Regions from separate parts of the Homo sapiens genome. Here region 1 is linked to region 2. Evidence: read pairs that join two places in POLR2A ChIA-PET (ENCODE). Cell type or tissue: CD4-positive, alpha-beta T cell. All regions are shown on one strand. Links, peaks and the distances in the headings refer to the core of each region. The heading gives the core; the rest is flanking DNA. Region 1 overlaps FIGNL2 (fidgetin like 2). Region 2 overlaps SCN8A (sodium voltage-gated channel alpha subunit 8).

Region 1 (15,701 bases), core at 1-4,000, 120 kb after region 2:
CTCCCAAAGTGCTGGGATTACAGGCGTGAGCCACCGCGCCCGGCCGACACTCTTATCTAGACCACCTGATCTCTACTCTCAGTCTTCATTTGGCCCTTCATTACCTGGCCCTTCCACTCCAGGTAAATTTCCTCCCATTTTAGCCAGGGCAAAAAATGAAGTCATTGGGCAAAGCTCCCTTACCTCTGGCCCTCTTTTTACCTTTATCTACATCTGTATCCATCTTGCACCCAGAAGGCCTCAGGGTCCATCCGCCCCAGTTCTCGGCCCCATCAATTATCCCTCCTAGGTGCTGGGCCCGCCCCCCCCACACAGTTAGCTTGATTAATTCTCATCTTCAAAATGACCTCTCTTGACCCTGGGTTCCCCACTAGCTACCAGCTCATCCCTTTTTCCCTTCTTCCTTCTTTAAGGCATCATTGTCTACATGCAGTGACATGACATCCACTAGAGATCCTTTCAATAATCTAACCAGGGGCCAGGCACAGTGGCTCACGCCTGTAATCCCAGCACTTTGTGAGGCTGAGGCGGGTGGATCACCTGAGATCAGGAGTTCAAGGCCAGCCTAGCCAACGTGGTGAAACCCCTCTGTACTAAAAATACAAAAAAAAAAAAAAAATTAGCCGGGCGTGGTGGCAGGCACCTGTAATCCCAGCTACTTGGGAGGCTGAGGCAGGAGAATATCTTGAACCTGGGAGGTGGAGGTTGCAGTGAGCCAAGATCGCGCCATTGCACTCCAGCCTGGGCGATAAGAGCGAAACTCCCATCTCAAAAAAAAAAAAAAAAAAAAAAATCTAACCAGGAAGCAGGGCACCAGGTCAGCAACTTCTGCTAAACTTAGTTCCATAGCGCTACATTTTCCTTTAACCCCTTCCAAGAGAAAGAACTCAGCTGCCAAAGGACCAGCCCCAACCTAAGGGCGGGAAGAGGGTAGAAGTTTGAGAAGAGTGGGTGAGATTGCCTTACCTGCACACAGGCCCAGAACGATGTCTCACGTGAGTCTGAATACACACCAACATGTATGTGCACACCACCAGGGATGTGTACAGATGTGCGCAGCTGCAGGCACATGTGCATATGTTCATGCCTGTGCCTGGCACGCACATGTTTAAAGTGTGATCTCACTTAGATGCTTCCTGACAGACCCAGGCCTGCCAGGCCTTGCCTTCCTCCCCTAGCCCGCTATAGGTGGAAAATGCTGTCTCCCTGCCCCCACCCCCAGGCCAGTTACAGCCCTCTTGCTCTGACACAGAGACCCTGGGCCTGCTGCCAGTTTGCCTCCCACAGGAGCCTCAGGAAGGATCTCCCCAGGACGGGGACCCCATGTCTCCTGTCCAGGTTCACAAGTCACACTCCAATGATCAGTGATGCTGGAGGTGAGGAAAGGCCCTGAGGACATGGGGGAAAGTATAGGCTTTGAATCCCAGAGACCTAATTTGAATCCAGGCCCAAACACACACTGTGTGACCCTGGGCAGGTTGCCTGACCTCAGTGAACCTCAATTTCCCCATTTCTATTTGTTTTTTTTTTTTTTAAGTAGAGACAGGGTTTTGCCATATTGGCCAGACTGGTCTCAAACTCCTGGCCTCAAGTGATCTGTCTGCCTCAGCCTACCAAAGTGCTGGGATTACAGGCCTGAGCCACTGCACCCAGCCAATTTCTCCATTTGTTAAAGGGCATAACGTATGTCATGTTGAGTGGCAGTGAGGATTTAAAGATAATGTATATAATGGACACAGTCCAGTGTGGGGCACAAATTACAAATTCAGAACCCAAGCAGTGCCCCAACCTTGCTGAGTGACACTAAACAAGTAACTTCTCTTTGGGGCTGGGGAAACTTGGTGAATGTTCTGTGAAAAGAGGTTCCTTCCAGTTCTAATATGACGGGCCAGTAGCTGACGCCATTTCCCCAAAACCCAAGCACTGTGTACAGAACCAGCGCCTGTTCTACGTTTTACATCTCTAATGCAGCCGTCATACCAGCTCTGAGATCAATACTGTTATTGTCATCCCCATCGCCTCCCCAGATGAGGAGACTGAGGTACAGAGATTAACACATCTTCAGGGTCACATGGCTGTTACAGAGTGGAGACAGGACTCAAAGCCCAGGCCCTGAACCACTTGCCTATAAGGGCTCTCTGGCCCAGCCCTTTGTTCTTACAGCCAGAGAATAGCCTGAGTCATTCCACGCTGCACACCTACACTCACCAACACTCACTTCCTGGGCCTGTGGAAACAGTGGCTCTGCCCCCGAGTGCTGTGTATTTACCCTTCAGAGCAGGCAGGAGAATTTGTGTCCCCTCCCGGTAAAACGCCCAAGTAGAGCCTGTCTTTCCCTGTGAAGGGCCATCAGATAACCAGACACACCCCTGGGCTGGGCACACAGTTCCTTATTTGGGTTTTGTGGTTTTCCCAGGTGGTAGCTGGGACTCTGTGGAGAAAACACTCTCTCTCTCAAACTGCCTGGTTTGGGGAGCAAGGTATTGTTCCTGCGGCAGCTCTTTCTCTGCAGACCTTGAAGGTGAAGTGCTGCTGTGCACATAGGAAGCTGGAACCCCGCTTGACTCTACCCACAGGACGAAGTCCTTCAAACTCACAGGCAATCAATCAATAGTTACGGAAAGAATTACGGGATGGAAGAGTAAAGTCATTCCTAAAACCCCTCCCCTCATTTTTAGGAAGTCTTACAAGGTTCATGAGAGATGATTCAGCCTTCACAGCTGGCCAGAACACTCAGGCACCTATCTCCCCCGTGGTCCTGCTGCCCTCGGGTCCTGTGGGTGCCTCTCCCATCCCTGAGGACCACAGGCTCTCCATGCACAGGGCCTGATGCAGGCAGTAGGTATCCCCCCAGGCCACCCTGGCTTCCTGGGGCAGCAAATGCCCTGAGCTGTCACTCTGTGATCATGGCCAAGACATGAGTTAACCTTACTAAACTCCACTTTCTTCATCTGTCCATTGAGACCGCTGGTTTAGATCAGTGGACCTCTAACCTTCCTTTCTCATTAGAAACACAAATAAATTTTTTACAGGGTGAGGTAGGAAGAAACCCCAACAACACAGCATCAACACCCTCCTCCAACCCCCGAAGGAGACCCCCAAGATTCCTTCCGGATCTTCCAGAAATTCTCTGATTCTGGATTCCGTCACCCATAGGGGAGGGAAGGGATTGGACCAAACTGGGCTGGGGGCAGGGTAGGCAAGGAGGGGCAGCTGTGAGTCGGCTCCAGGCCGGTGTGGAGAAGGGGCCATGCCTCTGGGCAAGCCTCCTCTGAGCTCCATTATCTCAGCCTGGAACAAAGAGGCTGGAAGGGAGAATCCCATTGTCGGCCTCCCTTATGGAAATCTCATTTATCTATTCACCAAGGCTCCCACAGGCCTTTTGTCCCAGGCTTTTTGTCTGCTGCTTACAACGGGTGCCCCAGGGGGTCTCTGGCTGCCTGGCAGAGCTTGAACAGGACTGTGCCCCCTCCTCTAGGCCCTCTCCCTCATGCCAACCCCCCAGTTATTGCAACAGGAGAGGAGAGGGAGGGGTAACAAGGGGACTCTGGAAGACTGGTCACCTGCCACAGCCCTGGCACCTACCATACAGGAACCTCTTTCCCCAGTTCTGGGCCAGAGAATAGCCTTCAAAACCTGCCTGGGGGCTGCCCTAGAGCTGGCAAGGGGCCTAGCATGAGTAGGGCTCAACACATGTTTAGGGATGAGCTAGAGGATGCCATGGGGTGGCTGCATGATTCTTCCTTCCATGATACCTTGAGTGTGCCAGCCACTGTGTGCCAGCTATGACTCCCGGCTTGAGAGGCAAACCAGACCACATTGGGACCCATGCCTGCAGACTTGATCAGCTAACAGGGAAGAGAAAACAAAGTGTTTCCTCAGAAAGGAGGGAGGGAGGGAAGGGAAGAGAGGAAAAAAGAAGGAAGGAAGGAAGGGAGAAAAGGAAGGAAGAGAGGGAGGGAGAGAGGGAGGAGAAGAAAGGAAAAAAAGGAATGAAAGAGAATGGGAAGGAGGAAGGAAGGAAGAAAGGGTCAAAAGACAAAATTTCAGGAGGAGTAAGTTCAAGAGATCTATTGTTAAATATGGTGACTAGAGTTAATAAAAGTGCATTGTATACTTGAAGATTACTGAGAGTAGGCCTGGTGTGGTGGCTCATGCCTGTAATCCTGGCACTTTGGAAGGGTGAGGGAGGCGGATCACCTGAGGTCGGGAGTTCGAGACCAGCCTGGCCAACATGGTGAAACTCCATCTCTACTAAAAATACAAAAATTAGCCGGGTGTAGTGGCGGGTGCCTGTAATCCCAGCTACTTGAGAGGTTGAGGCAGGAGAATCGCTTGAACCTGGAAGGCGGAGGTTGCAGTGAGCTGAGATCGCGCCACTGCACTCCAGCCTGGGCAACAGAGCCAGTCTCCATCTCAAAAAAAAAAAGAAGAAGAAGAAAATTACTGAGAGTAGATTTTAGGTGTTCTTACCACAAATAAGTATGTGAGGGAATGCATATGTTAATTAGCTCAATTTAGCCATTCCACAATGGGTACATATTTCGAAACACCATTTTGTATACCATAAATATACCCATTTTTATTTAAAAAAAGAAATTTTAAAATCAAAATATTGAGTTGTTTTTTTTTTTTTTTTGAGATGGAGTCTCACACTGTCGCATGGGCTGGAGTGCAGTGGTGCGATCTCGGCTCACTGCAACCTCCCCCTCCTGAGTTCAAGTGATTCTCTTGCCTCAGCCTCCTGAGTAGCTGGGATTACAGGCGCCCACCACTACACCCAGCTAATTTTCTGTATTTTTAGTAGAGATGGGGTTTCACCATGTTGGCCAGGCTGGTCTCAAACTCCTGACCTCATGATTCGCCCGCCTTGGCCTCCTAAAGTGCTGGATTACAGGCATGAGCCACCACACCCGGCCTACGCTCTTTTTTTCTTGAGACAGAGTCTCACTCTATTGCCCAGGCTGGAGTGCAGTGGCGAGATCACCACAGCCTCAACTTCCCAGGTTCAAGCGATCCCCCCACCTCAGCCTCCTTAGCAGTTGGGACCACAGGTGCCAGGTACATGCCACCGAGCTTGGCTAATGTTTGTGTTTGTTTGTTTGTTTGTTTTTGTACAGACAGAGTTTCACCAGGTTGTTCAGGTTGGCCTCAAACTCCGGGGCTCAGGCAGCCCACCCCCTCAGCCTCCCAAAGTGCTGGGATTACAGGCGTGAGCACAAAACCCAGCCTGTATTACCCTTAAAACAGAGACAACTGTTGATTTTTTGTGCAAATGAAGAATTACAGGAATAAATACAGTTGATAGATTAAAAAAATAAGGTCATATAGCTAAAAAAGAAAAAAAGAGGAAAAGAAAGAATGCTGGAGGTTCAGAGACAGCGGAGGTACTTTCGCTAGGGAGTCAGGAATTCATTTTGCAGCAGTCATGGGGAGCACTGGGGCATGGAGGGGACAGCAGGTCCCAGCTCGGAGGCTCCAGGAGAAAACAAGGAAAGTGCAGAGCTGAGCAGGGAGTGCTGGCACCCACTCCCCACAGCACCCCAGTTAAGCAGGTATTATTTGCAGATAAAACAGTGCCAGACAGATGTGGCTGGCCCCAGGTCACGCAATCCTCTGGAGGCCAAGTGGGGACCTGAAAGCAGATCTCCTCCCACTTCCACAGGCTGTGGAAAGGCAAGGATACAAGGCAGGGAGCACACCCCTGAGCGGGGCATGAGAGCCAAATGCTTTCCTTCCCTGTCCCTAAGCTCACTCCTTGGCGGGAGAGGGGATAGAACAAAGGATGAACCGAGGATGGGTGAGCTGTCTGAAGTCTCCCTCTTGTGCACTGATCCCACCCTCTTTCAAGAAAGACACTGTTCCCTCGGTTCCCCCTTCTCCTACCTGATCCATTTCCCTCTCTGCTGGGTCACTCTCATCAGCTCGCAAATATGCTGTTGTAGTTCCCGTTTTAGGAAAAAAAGCCCAAAATATATATACATTTTTGAGACAAGGTCTTGCTCTGTTGCCCAGGCTACAGTGCAGTAGTGTCCCCATAGCTCACTGCAGCCTCCACCTCCCAGGCTCAAGCATTCCTCCACCCCAGTCTCTTGAGCAGCTGGGACTACAGGCACATGCCACCACACCTAGCTAATTTTTAATTTAATTTAATTTATTTATTTTGAGACAGAGTTTTGCTCTGATGCCCAGGCGGAATGCAGTGTCACGATCTTGCCTCGCTGCAACCTCTGCCTCCTGGATTTAAGCAATTCTCCTGCCTCAGCCTCCTAAGTAGCTGGGATTACAAGTGCCCACCACCACGCCCAGCTAATTTTGGCATTTTTAGTAGAGACAGGGTTTCTCTATGTTGGCCAGGCTGGTCTTGAACTCCTGACCTTAGGTGGTCCACCTGCCTTAGCCTCCCAAAGTGCTGTGATTACAGGCGTGTGCCACTGTGCCCGGCCCCAAAATAATTTCTGAATCCCCCTTCAGCTACATTCTATCTCTCTCTCTTTGCTTGTTTTTACCTTTTCTATGCTACTGTTTCTTATTCCTGTCCTTCCATTCCTCTTGAACCCCTTCCAAGCAGGCATTTACCCCCAACACTCCACTACCTTTGCCTCATAACCACACAGCTGAATCTGATGCTCTGCCCTCCTCTTGCAAAACCAGGGACCTGCGCTCTCCTGGCCCCTGCTGCCGTCCCCTCCACAGCCTCTTTGCTGCCCTCCCATCACCCACTCCCTTCTAAACCCTGCAGACCTCGGGCTCAGTCCTGCAGCCTTCTTTTCCCTCTCCATGGTAATTCCGTGCATGATCCCATCCCATCTCCTAGCTTTGACCATCACCTGTGTATTGATGTTTCCCAAACATAGTTCTCCAGCTGAGATTTCTCCCCTGCACTCCGCACTTTATTCAACCTTCTTGCTGACATCCCCACTGGAATATTTAATTGGCATAATTAACATGCCCAAAAGTGAAACTCCGGGCTCCCACATCCGCAACCTAGCCCTCCCTCAGCCTTCCCCACTGCAGGAAATGGCAGCTGCATCCTTTCTAGTTGCTCAAGCCAGAAACCTTGCGGTCATCCTTAACTTCTCTTTCACTCTTCAGAACAGCAAATTAGATTCTTCAATCACTTCTCACCACCTCAGGGATGCTATCACCTGGACGACAGCTGCAGCCTCTCTCTCTTTTTTTTGTTTTGTTTTTTGAGACAGGGTCTCACTTTGCTGACCAGACTGGAGTGCAGCGGCGTGATCACGGCTCACTGCAGCCTGGACCTCCCAGGCTCAAGCAGTCCTCCTACCTCAGCCTCCCAAGTAGTTGGGACCATAGGTGTGGTGGGCCACCACACCCAGCTAATTTTTAAAATTTTTTTGTAGAGATGGGGGTCTCACTGTGTTGTCCAGGCTGGTCTTGAGCTCCTGGGCTCAAGCTAGCCTCCTTCCTTGGCCTCCAAAGGGCTGGGATTCCAGGCATGGGCCACTGTGCCTGGCCTCACTTCCATCTCACCTCCCCCTTTCTACATCGTCCTCTCTTTTCTTAACACAGTTGCCAGTGTAACTCTTGAAAGCATGTTCCATAAGTCATTCTTCCACCAAAAGCTTCCAGTGGCTCCCATCTCACTCAGAATAAAAGCCAAAGTCCTCTCATTGGCATACAGGGTCCTCATGGTCGGCTTCCATTACCTCTCGGCCTCACCTGCTGCCACTGCCCCTCCTCCCTCCCTTCCACACCCTGGCCTCCTCACAGCTCCTCCCGCCACGCTGCTTTCCACCTCAGTGCCCCTGCCTCTGCCCTGCCTGGAACACACCTTCCCTGGGCTTGCACCCTGCCTAGCATCAAGTCTCTGCTTAGCCGTTGCCTCGGCAGACACTGTCCCCTTCAACCTGATGTTCCCTGTAACACTCATCCATCAGATTATGGAACAACAGGTTGAAGGGGACAGTCCTATTTGTTGCTTTATTGTCTGTGTACCCACTAGAAAGTTCATGAGAGCAGGGACTTTGTTTTGTTCACTGTTATATCCCAAGCACCTAGGACAGTGCCCGGCACAGATTAAGTTCTCAATAGACTACAGGATGGATGGACAGACGGACGGATGGATGGATGAATGGACAGACAAATGGACGGATGGATGGATGAATGGACAGACAAATGGACGGATGGATGGATGGATGGATGGATGAATGGACAGATGGACAGATGGACAGATGGATGAATAGACAGACAGACGGATGGGTGGATGGATGGTTGGATGGATGGATGGATGGATGGATGGATGGATGATCCTAGAGGCTTGAAATGGCCTCTGTGTCCAAATAAAGAAAGCAATCAGGGTGACTAAATTTGAGTGTACATGTGATGGTGAGGGTGGCAAGGGGTGAAGCCAGGGGCTCACCTCAGGAATGGATAGGGGAGGGGAGTCCAGAAGGGGCATTTGTGTCTGTGAACACCAGAGGAAAGTGTCCAGCCCCCAAAGGCACCTATCTCAGCCCCCCAGAGACTCCACAGGGCCTCTTTCTCTTTAAATCTCTCTCCTTCTGTTACCCCCCACCCCATTGGGCTTCTGTGGGAGAGGACAAAAGGGGTGCTGGAATTCCCATCAAAGGTCTCTGGACACATGGTAAAGAGATCAGGGCCCTCAGGATCCTGCTTCCTGGAGGTGCGGAGGCCGCCCCGCCAGTCTGGCTCCTCTCTGGGGTGGGAGATGTGGTGAGGGGTGTGCTCTGGCCCTGGTCTTCTCATATGTCAAATGCCAAACAGCAGGAGGTCGGCCTGGGAGAAGCTGGCCAAGCGGCCCCCATCTGGGCTCTGTGTACGCGTGCACACGCTGACGGGAGGGGACAGCACAGATATCCCTGCCTGTGTCCGCGGTCAGGGCCACAGCCAAGCTGTGACCATCTGTTGTTGCTCTGAGAGGCCAGGCCAGGGGCCCAGCACCCTTGAGGAATGAACCTTCCCTTTCACCCAGCCTTCTAGTGTTTGCAAAGAACTTCATAGTTATCCATCGTTTTCGTCCTCACAATGTCCCTGCCAGATGGGCATTATTCTCCCCATTTTATAGAAGAGGAAATGGAGACTCAAGTGTGGAAAGAGATTCTCCCAAGGTCATACAAGCTGTAAGAGGGGAAGTGGGACTCAGCCCATGTGTCAACACCTGCCTACCCCAGCCTAGAGGCAGTAAGGCTCTCCAAGGTGCCTCAAAGCACAGGGTCCTCATTTCAAGCTCAAAATAAGCAGATCTCCAGGGTCAGGCTCTCAGGCACAGCCTCCCACCCATCCCCTGGCTCAACTCCTGCCCAACCCTCCCCCACCACCCCCTCTTCCAGGAAGCCTTCTTGGACTGACCCCCAAGGAAGTTCCTTAGATGCCTCAAAGTCTAGAGCTCCCTGCAGCCACTTCTTTCCCACTGTGACTGCCATGCTCTCCTTGCATGTTTATCTCCTCTGTGATCCAGGACCTCTTGAGGGAAGCCCAGTCACCCAAAGGAACAGATGATTCTCTAACTTCAGATGGCCCACACCGCATTCCCCTTCGAGGCAGCCCAGCAACCTGGGGAAGGAACATAGTGTGGCGGGAAGAGTCCTGCCCAAGGCCACCAGCCCAAAAGGGGCAGAATTGGCACTTGCACTCAAGGACTTTGCTTCAGCCCTGAACACAGCCTCTAATCCTGTACTGTCCAATGACAGGCACTAGCCCCATGTAACTATTTAAATTTGCAGACATTAAAATTTAATAAAATAAAAATTTTACTTCCTCAGTGGTACTAGCCACATTCCATATGTTCAACAACCGTATGTGGAAGTGGCCACTGTAGTAGACATCACAGACACAGAACCTTTCCATCACCATAGAAAGTTCTATCGGACGGAGCTGCTCTATCTTGAACTTCTATGGAGTCTCGCTTCTTAAGGTCTTTAGGTAGACTTCCTGCGGATCTAGACTTCTTTTTTTTTTTTTTTTTATAGACAGAGTTTCATTCTTATCACCCAGGCTGAAGTGCAGTGGCGTGATCTCCGTTTACTGCAACCTCCACCTCCTGGGTTCAAGTGATTGATTCTCCTGCCTCAGCCTCCTGAGTAGCTGGGATTACAGGCGTGCACCACCATACCTGGCTAATTGTTGTATTTTTAGTATAGACAGGGTTTCACCATGTTGGCCATGCTGGTCTCGAACTCCTGACCTCAGGTGATCCACCCACCTCAGCCTCCCAAAGCGCTGGGATTACAGGAGTGAGCCACCGTGCCCTGCAGGCTTCTTTTCCTAGGATTCCCAGGCAGTTTTACAGCTACCCTGGACTGGAGCTTTCCCTAGAACCAGGGGAGGGAGGATGGGCTAGCTGAGTCAACTCCCTCCGCCCCAGCCCCGCCTGTCTGCCCTGCCTCAGGAGAGGAGGGACAGGCGGAGGAGGAGGAGAGGAAGGTAGGACAGGGCACTCTGTCATCTGGCCTTTGGGCTGCGCTGCCCTCCCCCATCAGCTGCTCAACACCCCTCCCCCACCCCGCCCACCATCCTCATCCTCATCCAATCCCAAGGACAGATGGGGGCCAGCAGAGAGGGAGAAACGTGACCACAGTGAAAGCACTCTCAAGTGGTAACACAGTCCGGGGGTCACAGCTGTGTCCCCCGAGGCCTGGCCAGTCTCTCATGTCCAGCCTTGATGTCTGGTCAGGCCTGGGCTAAAGTGAGTCTCTGTTGGTGGGGGGCGGATACTTCAGAATCCTAAGGGGAGATGGAGGAATCTGTTGGTGCCGGATTATCCCAGCAGACACACCCCAGTTAGAAATGCAGTCACTCTTGTGGTCACTCATCCATCCATCCATTCAACACACATTGAATAAGCCCCCACCATGTCACAGTGTAATAGGAGGATGTAGAGGTGGGCAGTGGACTTCCTAACCAGCTTGACCAGGTAGGGACATGGCTGGTGGGCTTAATCCTCGTCCCAGGCTAGATGAAGGTCCTTTGTCTCTGCCCAGTGGTCTGAGCAGGGTGGACACCCCCAGCCCCCTCCTCCCCTCACACAGGCGCACATGCCGGTGGGTGGGTGCGCAGACACACACACTCCCAGCTGCTGCCAGAAACCCCCCTCCTGTGGTCTCTCTGGCCAATCACAGCACTGAGGAGTAAGTCCCACTGTCCGGTGGCCCCCAGGGAGTGTATTAGCACATTTGAACCGCTCAACCTGCAACTGACAAAGCCTGGGGCCTTGGGAGGGGACACAGCAGGAGGGGTGGGGGCCTGTGGGGAGCTCTCCTCCCGTCTGCCTCTCAGGGGGAAGCTCAAGACTAGATTAAGCATTCTGGGGCACAGAGGAATTTGGGGGCCCCAGCTCCAGCCGTGAATAAGCGATCCATAAAATCCCAATTTACACACTCACTGATCAAACAGCCCATCTACTACCCCAGGAGGTTGGGGGTGGCTCCTGGGCCTCTCCTGCTCTCAAAGAAGGTCCGGGGGAGCTGGGAACTGGACATAGGACGCAGGCTCCCAATGTTTTCCCTACAGCCTCAGTCCCATTCCCAATCCCCATGAGGGGTATCCATGCCAAGGGCGTGGGGCCTGCCGGTACCCCCTGTGACCTGGCTGCCTTGGGATGGGCTGGGGGGCTGCCTCAGTCAGGCAGCCATCTTTGTCCACCCTCTGTGAATAACAGCTCCTTTTTTCTCTTGTGTTGCCCTGGGGCCGCCAGGCCCGACTGCAACCTCATCAGAGCTGCTAATCACTTTTCCAGCTCTCCTCTCCTCCCCACCCCCTTCTTCCCAACAGCCCCTCCACGTTTTCTCTGGACCCTCCACCAAAAGCTGCCCTGGGATGCTCAGGCCACCTTCCTTCCACTGTCTTGTCTCACCCCAAAGCTAGGCAATATCCAGGAACACAAGGGGCTCCAGGCTGGTGCTCTGTCCCCAGCCCATCTTCTGGGAGAAAGCAGGTAGAGAGAAATAGCCTTGTTATTACCCTAGTCCCTGCCACCAAAGAAAACACAACGTGTCTCCCTCTTGCCTAGGTGTTGTTTGCTCCCCTTGGTTAGGCTGCCTGCAATTTCACCAAGAGAACACCATTCTGGTTAAGAAGGATTCTCTTTTAAACCAAATGGAACTTCTGGGAGGCTCCAGGCTGTCAGCCAGTCACACCTCCAGGAGGATTAGCAAGGCTGATTCTCCTTCTCCTTCCCACCTGCTCGAGGTGAGCTGCATGGGCCACTAGAAGTGTTCATGGAGGCCGGGGAAAGCGAGTCTTTGGGGCTGGGAATTGCCCACCACACCACACCCCACTTCTCACTACATGTGAGCTATGTTGGAGCAGGTCAGAGATGGATGTCAGCTCCTGGGCCCTGGGGGAAGAAAGGAGTAAGGGCTGCCCTGTCTGTGTGCTTCCCAGAGGCCACTGCACACTGGGCTGGGAGCTGGATCTCCATTGTCTCATTCAGTCCCCTCAGCAGGCTGCTGGGAGGATTGTGGTGTGAGCCTGTTCTACGGTGAGACATACTCCTTCCCTTCTCCCCTTTCTCCACTTCACTGGCTGCTCCAGGTACCCCACCCCAATAGAGCCTGTACCCATTAGTAACCTGGGTAAGGCAGGTGTCTGAAGGGCAACCTGAAAGACTGACCCACGGCTTGCAGGGGTCTCTGAGCCCACTCTAGCCAGCCCTTCCCCCTCCCATGACTCAGGTATTGCAGGGAGTGAGCACTGGCCTCAGAGTCAGCCTCTGAGATGTGGGACAATGTCTTGATCTGTTTCCTCCATTGTGAAATGGGGGGTGGAGAGGCAGCATCCCCCTCACAGGCTGGCCTGAGGGCAGTGAAGGAGAGGTGGAACTTTCCTGACTAGCTAGAGGGGCCACCCATGCAGGACCCAGGGCAGGCTCCAACTCGCTCCTAGAGACTGGCTAGGTGCAGTGGCCTGGGAAAGAGGTGGGGGGGCTGCTCTCCAGGCCCAGAAGGACCCAACTCATTTGACAGAGGACTCCAAAGAGAAAACATAATCCTGGAGCTGCCTGCGGGGCCCCAGAAGAGCTCTGCCTTGCAGGAATGAGTTCCCTGTCCTGCCCTGACCAGCTGACCGTCACTGAAAATACAGTCCCAAACCACAGCTTCCCAGGATGTCCTCGCCTGACCCCTGGCTGCTCTGACCTGTGTCCTGGGACATCTGTCACCAGCCTCTCCTCTGCTAATAGAGGGAGGAGCACCAGGGCCCTCCCATGACCCCCCCAGCCCACCCTCTGCCACTTAGAAACTGCCAGGCAAGTCTCATACTCCTGCTTCAAGTCCCTCCTGACAGCCCACTGTGCCCAGACGTAACTTGGTCTTGAGCCACATTCTTCACTGTCCCCGGGAATCTTAAGAGGAGAGGTAGGAATCTAGGTGAGAATCTTAGGACCCTCTGGGAGGGTCCACAGAGACCTCAGACTCAACATGCCCAAGGAAAACATCTCCACCTCCTCTCTCCCGATTCCATCTCTTCAGCTAGGCTGGAAACCTAGGAGTCCCTGTGTCTGTCTCTCCAGCCTCCACTCATCTAGCTGGCCATGAAGTCAGGTTAACACTCTCTCTAAAACAACCCACAGCTCTCATGTTCCCCACCACAGCTGGCCCCACCTCTGAATTCTGCCTCTGTTCTCTGCCTTCCTAATCCTTCTTCTGTGTGGCTGCTAGGGTGGTCTTTCTGTCTAAAACAGACTCAGCCTCCTACCAAGCACAGAGACGATGTTAACCCTTCAGCCTGGCACCAGAGGTGGATGAGTCTGTCCTTCCTTCCAGCTTCGGGCCCTTTCCAGCTCCTCCAGTCACATCAGCCCATTCTCTCTGAGGCTGTTCCTGTCTCCCTCTTTGGTGCCCCGAAGCATGTTCCAGGCACTTCTGCCCTTCCACTCCAATGCCCAATTTAGAGGTGACATCACTTGTTAACTGGGTTCCCATTCCCTCCGCTGCTCAGCCAGCCCCTGTCTGTGAGCCCTGGTACAAGTGGCTCTCTAGCCCTTTCTGCAGCTCTCTCTCTACCCTGACCTGCTCCTTCCCAAAGTCCCCTCCCTCAGAAAACATTCCCTGACACACAGTGGTAGAAAGAGCAGGGCCACTGGGAACGAGGATGACCTGGACTTTTTAATGATAGTCATGACTTTTTGTCAGCAATTACTTTTTAAAAAGATGACTTGCTTTTTCATTGAGGAACAGGGATTTGCAGTTGACTCTGCGCTTTGCCCTGTCTGAAGTCAGTTCCCCTCCCTGAGGCTCTGTTTCTAGCACACAACGCAGCCTCACACCTGTGCACTCAGTGATGGGCACTGCGGGGAGGGCGCAGGTGCTCAGTGGAGGCCGCCATGGACTGTCCTCTGTCCACTTGGGGTGGCCCTGTGATCTGGGGCTGGTGAGGTCCTTCCAGTGCCTGTCTCCTCTTGGGTCTGCATCTGGGGCTCCTCTTTGCCTGGGACTTGGCCCTGCATGGGCGAGAGATGGAGGATGAGGCCAGAGCTCTTCACCACTTTCAGCCTTAGGCCCCTTTCGCAGTCTGGAAAACCTATGACCTGTTCTCAAAAATACTTCCTCAATGCATAAAAGAAAAATACATGGGGCTACAAAGGGAATTAATAACATTGGCCAGGCACGGTGGTTCACGCCTGTAATCCCAACACTTTGGGAGGCTGAGGCAGGCTGATCACCTGAGGTCGGGAGTTCAAGACCACCCTGACCAACATGGCGAAACCCTGTCTCTACTAAAAATACAAAATTAGCTGGGTGTGGTGGCACATGCCTGTAATCCCAGCTACTTGGGAGGCTGAGGCAAGAGAATTGCTTGAACCCAGGAGGCAGAGGTTGTGGTGAGCCGAGATCACACCATTGTACTCCAGCCTGGGCAACAGAGCAAAACTCCATCTCAAACAAAAACAAAAACATTGGAATACAGTTATCTGCAGGAACTCCTCAGGGTCATGGACCACAAGGCTCAGCCCAAGAGCCTAGAGTCTCTTGGAGGGCCCCACACTTCCCCTCCCCGTAGCCAGTTTTAGGATCCAAGGTTGACTTGAGTCTGTTTGGGTGGCATGTGGCCTCCAAAAGGCTTAAGCTTTAAAGTCTGGGTGATCCTGTGTGCCCTAGCCCCAAATATGGCCCCTTCCCGTGCATGGGGGTGGGAGAGAGACATGCCCCCACAGGGCCAGGCCTTACCAAAGGCGAGGAAACAGGCCCAGGCAGCCCACCCAGGAGTCCCCAGCAGCTGCCTCAGCCCCTCCTGCCCTCTTCCCAGCCCTGGGGGGGCTGAGCCGAGTAACTCCAGCTATGCAGCCCGGCCGGTCCACCTGGGTGTGAGTGGGCAGGGCTGTCCTCAAGGGGGTGGCCCCCTACACCTGCAGGGCCACAGGAACACAGAGGGAAAAAGATACTGGGGGGAGGGTGCTAGGAAAAGACTGAGCAACCACAGCAGCTCCTGTCTGCCTGCTCCCATATGGGATTCTCAACACAAGCCAAGTCCGGCCCTGAGTGCTTCACACACATCAGTTCATTTAATCTGAGTGAGGACGTTATTCCCATGTTGCAGGTGAGGAAACTGAGGCTCGATTAACTTGTCTAAGTCACCAAGCTGGGACAGATGCCACCCCCAGCAGTCTTGCTCCAGATACTTCTCTGCCTGCCACAGCAGGTGGTGGTGTTCCCATCGAACAGCTGAGAAAACTGAGGGAGCAGTTCATTCCCACCCTCTTCCTCAACCTCCCCTGC
Region 2 (5,871 bases), core at 1,039-5,038:
GATCACGCCATTGTACTCCAGCCTGGGTGGGCAACAAGAACAAAACTCCATCTCAAAAAAAAAAACAAAAAAAAAAAGAGGTAGTTGGAGCTGGAAAGGAATGGCAGTGCTACTAGAACTAGCCTTGTAAAATTATTCCTTTCCTCGACGTAGGATTGTGTTCAGAAGCTCTCAAACATCAGCCCTCTCTCTCCCTTTTTCGCATGTACCCCTAAACTTTTGCTTTGAAATTCAGGCTTAGAAGCTTGATAAAAATTATTTTTTTCCCTAGCTGAGTTACTTGGGATATTTACACATTTAGTCCAGAATGTATCTATGGAACTCAAATTTTCTTAATACTACTAAGACTATTGCAGTCGATCTAGTCTAGGGAATCAGGTGATCTTTAAGGCACTATTCAATCCTATTACAGTTGAGTAGTTTTAATCATTTTATTTGAGGAACCAAAGGAAAATTTGATGTAGTGATACTTCTTTAGACTCATGAAAAAAGTTAGAGATGTCACTATTAGTCATTCCTGAGAAAATAAAGTCAGTTTAGTAACCATAAGAAAGTGTTGCAAAGGAGATTTCGGGGACATATGCTGGAAAGGAAAACATGCCTTGTAATTTAAAATAGGACCTAGTATCTAGTGACCAATGAGCTCTAAAATATCTTTGATAAAGACACGTTGTAAGGATAGAAGAATAGAGTGGTATAAAGGGGTGTACAACTCAGAAAACTTACTTTTAGGTCCCTTTGATTCAAGTACCAGAATCTGGCATATAGATTTGAAGTATGAATGGAAGTTGGGTGTCTGTGAAAACTATATTGCATCAAGAACTTTGGGATAGCACTTTTAATTTGTAAATATATATAAGAAAATCATTAATAGGAAAGAATTCTTATCAGCTGTCACAGCTGTTGGAAAAGATTTATGAGCTAAAGTCAATAACTTTCTGCTGGGGCTAGTTAGGAACAGTGTAACCTTATTCTCTCATTCACTTAAATCTGCCTGTTCATTTCCTGCCTCTTCAAACTTTTCTAGCAAATTTCTACACAGTTCCTGGCATGCTGGAACCTTTACTCTGTGGGAACAGTTCTGATGCTGGGTAAGTAGCTCACCTAGTTTTATTCTCTTTCCTTAAAATAATGTACCTGTTATTAGTAGGGTCAAAATAGGCAATATGTTTACTTTTCTTTGTGCTCAAGTAGTAGACCTTACAATTGCATCTGACCTATCGGTTGGCATAGATTTTCTTTGTTTCACATTTGTCTATCTAAAGTTGACATTTCACTAGTAAGTGCCTGTGCTTGTAGTCTCAAGCCAAAATGAAAGAATCCAAGGATGAAATCAATAACACCAGATAGCTTACCTGCCTCTTGGGGACTCCTCTCATCCTATAGTACAATAGAGAGCAAAGATACCATCTTAGTGATGGTTATGGATCCAAGGATGACCCAAAATATGCTTGACCTGACAGCATAGAGGAGGAAAAAGAGTAGCAACGTAGTATTTGAGTCCTGATCCTGATACTTCCTGCTCTAAGACCTTTGGCAAGCCATTTAACTTACCTGAGCCTTGGTTTTTTTCATCCATAAAATGGATTTATTTAATAAGCCATGCTCTCTCTTGCTCACAGGGTTACTGTAAGGATCCACTTACATTACATGAAAATGCTTTGTAAACAGAGGGCTTTATAAATGTAGGGTGGTAGTGTCATTTTGCAGAGTATATTGGTCCTCTAAGAACTGGTGTTTTAACATGACCACAATGTCTAGAAATCCATTTAATTTCTGTATTAGACTACTAGAGATTACATTGAAAGAAATATGAGATGAATCTAAAAGCAGGAGAAATGGTGTAACTGAGGTAACTGAAATCCCCCCTTGACTTAGGTTGTCACAGTGAGTGTAAAGAAAACAAATGATTAAGAGGAACTTCTGGCCAGGCGCGGTGGCTCACGCTTGTAATCCCAGCACTTTGGGAGGCTGGGGCAGGCAGATCCCGAGGTCAGGAGTTCGAGACCAGCCAGGCCAACACAGTGAAACCCCGTCTCTACTAAAAATACAAAAATTAGCCAGACGTGGTGGCAGGTGCCTGTAATCCCAGCTACTCGGGAGGCTGAGGCAGGAGAATCGCTTGAACCCAGAAGGCAGAGGTTGCAGTGACCCGAGATCATGCCATGGCACTCTAGCCTGGGCAACAGAGCTAGACTCTGTATCAAAAAAAAAAAAAAAAAAAAAGAGGAACTTCTAGCCGTTTGTCATTTGGGATAATAGCTGAGTTAAATTTGATTGAATTGCACATTGATATGAATCTAGAACAGTACTTCTCACACTTTGGCATGCATAAGAATCACCTGGCATACCTCTTAAAAATGCAGATTCATAGATCCCATATCCAGAACTTTTAATTCCTAGTTTGGGTAAGGATGCAGGAATCTGCATTTTTAAAGACCATGCCAGGTGATTCTGACCCTAGGCTGTCCCCAGAAGTTGGTTAGCTGCTTATTTCCTTCTTCTTTTTCTTCTAATTTGTTGGCCTGGCTCTATCAATGGTTATTTATTATCTCCAAGGTCATGGAGTAAATAGAATTATGTTATTTATTATCTCCAAGGTCATGGCTGGGTGGAATTATGTTGAAAAGTCCTGAACTTCCCTTTCTTTCTTTAGGCAATGCCCAGAGGGATACCAGTGTATGAAAGCAGGAAGGAACCCCAACTATGGTTACACAAGTTTTGACACTTTTAGCTGGGCCTTCTTGGCATTATTTCGCCTTATGACCCAGGACTATTGGGAAAACTTGTATCAATTGGTGAGTAATACCTCTTTTCCTTTGGCCATAGAGTTTGCATGAGCTTATATGGGGTTGGGGACCTTCTGTGTGAGAGACATTTAGTGAAGACATTATACAAGATCTAACTGTTGTGTTTCCCACAGTCAGCTGGTTTTTGATATTAAGTGAATTCTCTCAGTTCTCATCCCTGTTTCTCGAATGCTCAGTCATGTATAGCTGTAGACTCTTACAGCCTTGACGGCCTCTTGTCTGGCCTGAGAATCTGCTATCTCTATCTACTTCCTATTGTTCATCCTCTGCAGCATATCTCCTTTTGGATATTTGGGGTTAGGGTTTGTTTTTTTTGTTTTGTTTTGTTTTGTTTTGTTTTTGAGGTAGGTACTACAGGCATGTACCACCACACCTGGCTATAATATTTCTACTTTTTGGAAAGTTGGGATTTCACTCTGTTGCCCAGGCTGGTCTTGCAACTTCTGGCCTCAAGTGATCCTCCCACTGTGGCCTCCCAAAGTGCTGGAATTACAGGCGTGAGCCACCATTAGGGCTTCTGTTTAAGAAAAATTAAACACCTCTTTGTGCAAGGCACTATATAGATGGAATTTCCATAAGGACCTTGGAGTATATCAACATTTTTGAGATTTGTAACACATTTGGATTTGTTCAAGCAGGTTGTACAGATAAAAATAAGGTCAGTAACATTCTGTTGGGCTACACTGGTGACTCTGGACAAGTCATTTAACTTTGCTGGTTGTAATGAAGTTAGTGTAAGTGATTGCTAAGTGTCTTACAGCTTAGAAATTTTATGACAGTCCATTGTTTTCTCTTTGTGTCATTTGGTGATACCAGTTACTTTGAAAATGAAAAACACGTCCCCTCAGGCATGAAGGACCCTCTTTAAGGGAAGTTTCTAGTTCAAATATCTGAGTTAATTCTTACCTTTCTGTTGCACAGCCTAGAGTTCCCTCAGGTTGAATGTTTCTCATGAAATATTTGTGATTGATGCTGTTTCTTTTTTTTTTTCTTTTTTGAGACAGAGTCTCGCTCTGTCGCCCAGGCTGGAGTGCAGAGGCGCAATCTCTGTTCACTGCAGCCTCCAAACAATTCTCCTGCCTCAGCCTCCCGAGTAGCTGGGATTACAGGCATGACGCACGCACCTGGCTAATTTTTGTATTTTTAATAGAGACGGGGTTTCACCATGTTGGTTGGCCAGGCTCGTCTTGAACTCTTGACCTCAGGTGATCCACCTGTCTTGGCCTCCCAAAGTGCTGGGATTACAGGCATGAGCCACCGTGCCTGGCCCATTTTGTGGTTAACAGAATAAAGATGAAAACTGTGTAATAGTGGGTTGCATGCACATAACCTAAAACCTAGTTTCCTTCTGCCTTTTTTTAACCTCCCCCACTATCCTTTATGTCATATTGTCATATCCTTTTAAAACTCATCCTATTGCAAAAGAATAAGGAAGGGTGTCACTCAAGATGGGGATTTCCTGGCCGGACACAGTGGCTCATGCCTGTAATCCCAGCGCTTTGGGAGGCCGAGGCAGGTGGATCACTTGAGGCCAGGAGTTCAAGACCAACCTGGCAAACCTGGTGAAACCACATCTCTACTAAAAATACAAAAATTAGCTGGGCATGGTGGCACATGCCTGTAATCCCAGCTACTCGGGAGGCTGAGGTGGGAGAATTGCTTTAACCTGGGAGGTGGAGGTTGCAGTGAGCTGAGATGATGGCACTGCACTCCAGCCTGGGTGACAGAGCAAGACTCCACCTACAAAAAAAAAAAAAAAAAAATGGGTCCGGGCGTGGTGGCTCACGCCTGTAATCCCAGCACTTTGGGAGGCCGAGGCGGGTGGATCATGAGGTCAGGAGCTCAAGACCAGCCTGGCCAACATAGTGAAACCCCGTCTCTACTAAAAATACAAAAAAATTAGCTGGGCATGGTGGTGGGCACCTGTAATCCCAGCTACTCGGGAGGCTGAGGCAGGAGAATCGCTTGAACCTGGGAGGCAGAGGTTGCAGTGAGCCAAGATCGTGCCATCACACTCCAGCCTAGGTGATAGTGTGACACTTCATCTCAAAAAAAAAATAAATAAAATAAAAAGATGGGATTTCCTTCAACTTGGACCTGATTTCAGAGACATAATTTGTCTGTTAATGCTGTTTGAGGATCTGTAGATAAATAAACTGCAGTCTTGTATTCTTTTCTTTATACTTGTCTTAGCCCAAAATCAAACTTTTTTTATGAAAGAAGTGTATGGGGAATATTTAGAAATGAGAGGGGATTTTTTTGTCACAATGGTTGGGAGATAACTACTGCCATTTAATATGAGTTGAGGATAAGTGAAACCATTCAACCATTGGGAGTACCAAGTGCCCACAATAGGAAGGAGTACTGCACAAGGAAACAGTCCTGTACAAAATGCAAATAGTGCCCTTACAGAGGAACTTGGCCCATTAGCTGTTTTCAGCCCGGTTCATTTGGTACAAGTGACTCAGAAAATGGCCTTTGTCTTTGCAGACTTTACGAGCAGCCGGGAAAACATACATGATCTTCTTCGTCTTGGTCATCTTTGTGGGTTCTTTCTATCTGGTGAACTTGATCTTGGCTGTGGTGGCCATGGCTTATGAAGAACAGAATCAGGCAACACTGGAGGAGGCAGAACAAAAAGAGGCTGAATTTAAAGCAATGTTGGAGCAACTTAAGAAGCAACAGGAAGAGGCACAGGTTGGTGATGAATTCTTTGCAATAGACCTTCCTGCCAGATCATGGTGACTAAGACCCCATCTGATTTTCACTGCAGTTGATCTTTTCTAGGCATATTTTCAAATAGAGGCCATTGGTCTGATGAAAATAACCCAAGTAACAACTGCAGATGGTTGCTCCAATTATTCCATTTGTCTTAACAGCCAAATTGTTTGTTCATATCATCTTTTGTTGAATTGCTCAACTGTTCAGTGTGCAACCGCCATGATGACTGGGAAGAAAAAAGTGACCAGGGCAGTTTATATAGTGTTTCACATAAGCATATTCTTTTTCTTGGGAGAAATGTTAAGATTCCTGTGGTCATAAAAAGTATTATTTCTAATTA

The links. Peaks named below come from ENCODE experiments on the same cell type or tissue, not always from the same donor. Only the 100,000 strongest peaks of a DNase experiment are listed, where the experiment ranks them.
Region 1: POLR2A ChIA-PET joins it to region 2 with 9 read pairs; 5 of 35 experiments call an interaction of 5 or more read pairs at or near these places.

The regions. Positions count from the first base shown.
Region 1 is chr12:51,825,871-51,841,571 of GRCh38, forward strand. The region is part of intron 1 of FIGNL2 (fidgetin like 2); the gene reads right to left. Among named protein-coding and RNA genes, the nearest start is that of FIGNL2-DT, 15 kb to the right of the region's middle. RefSeq lists enhancers at 706-1,206, 1,880-2,431, 3,534-4,083, 10,210-11,161. In CD4-positive, alpha-beta T cell, for the core only: no CTCF peak of the experiment used is centred there; a DNase peak (open chromatin) is centred at 2,193.
Region 2 is chr12:51,700,117-51,705,987 of GRCh38, forward strand. SCN8A (sodium voltage-gated channel alpha subunit 8) reads left to right here. Exons shown (of 27, transcript NM_001330260.2): 8 at 1,028-1,091; 9 at 2,657-2,798; 10 at 5,301-5,507. Among named protein-coding and RNA genes, the nearest start is that of SCN8A, 110 kb to the left of the region's middle. In CD4-positive, alpha-beta T cell, for the core only: no CTCF peak of the experiment used is centred there; no DNase peak of the experiment used is centred there.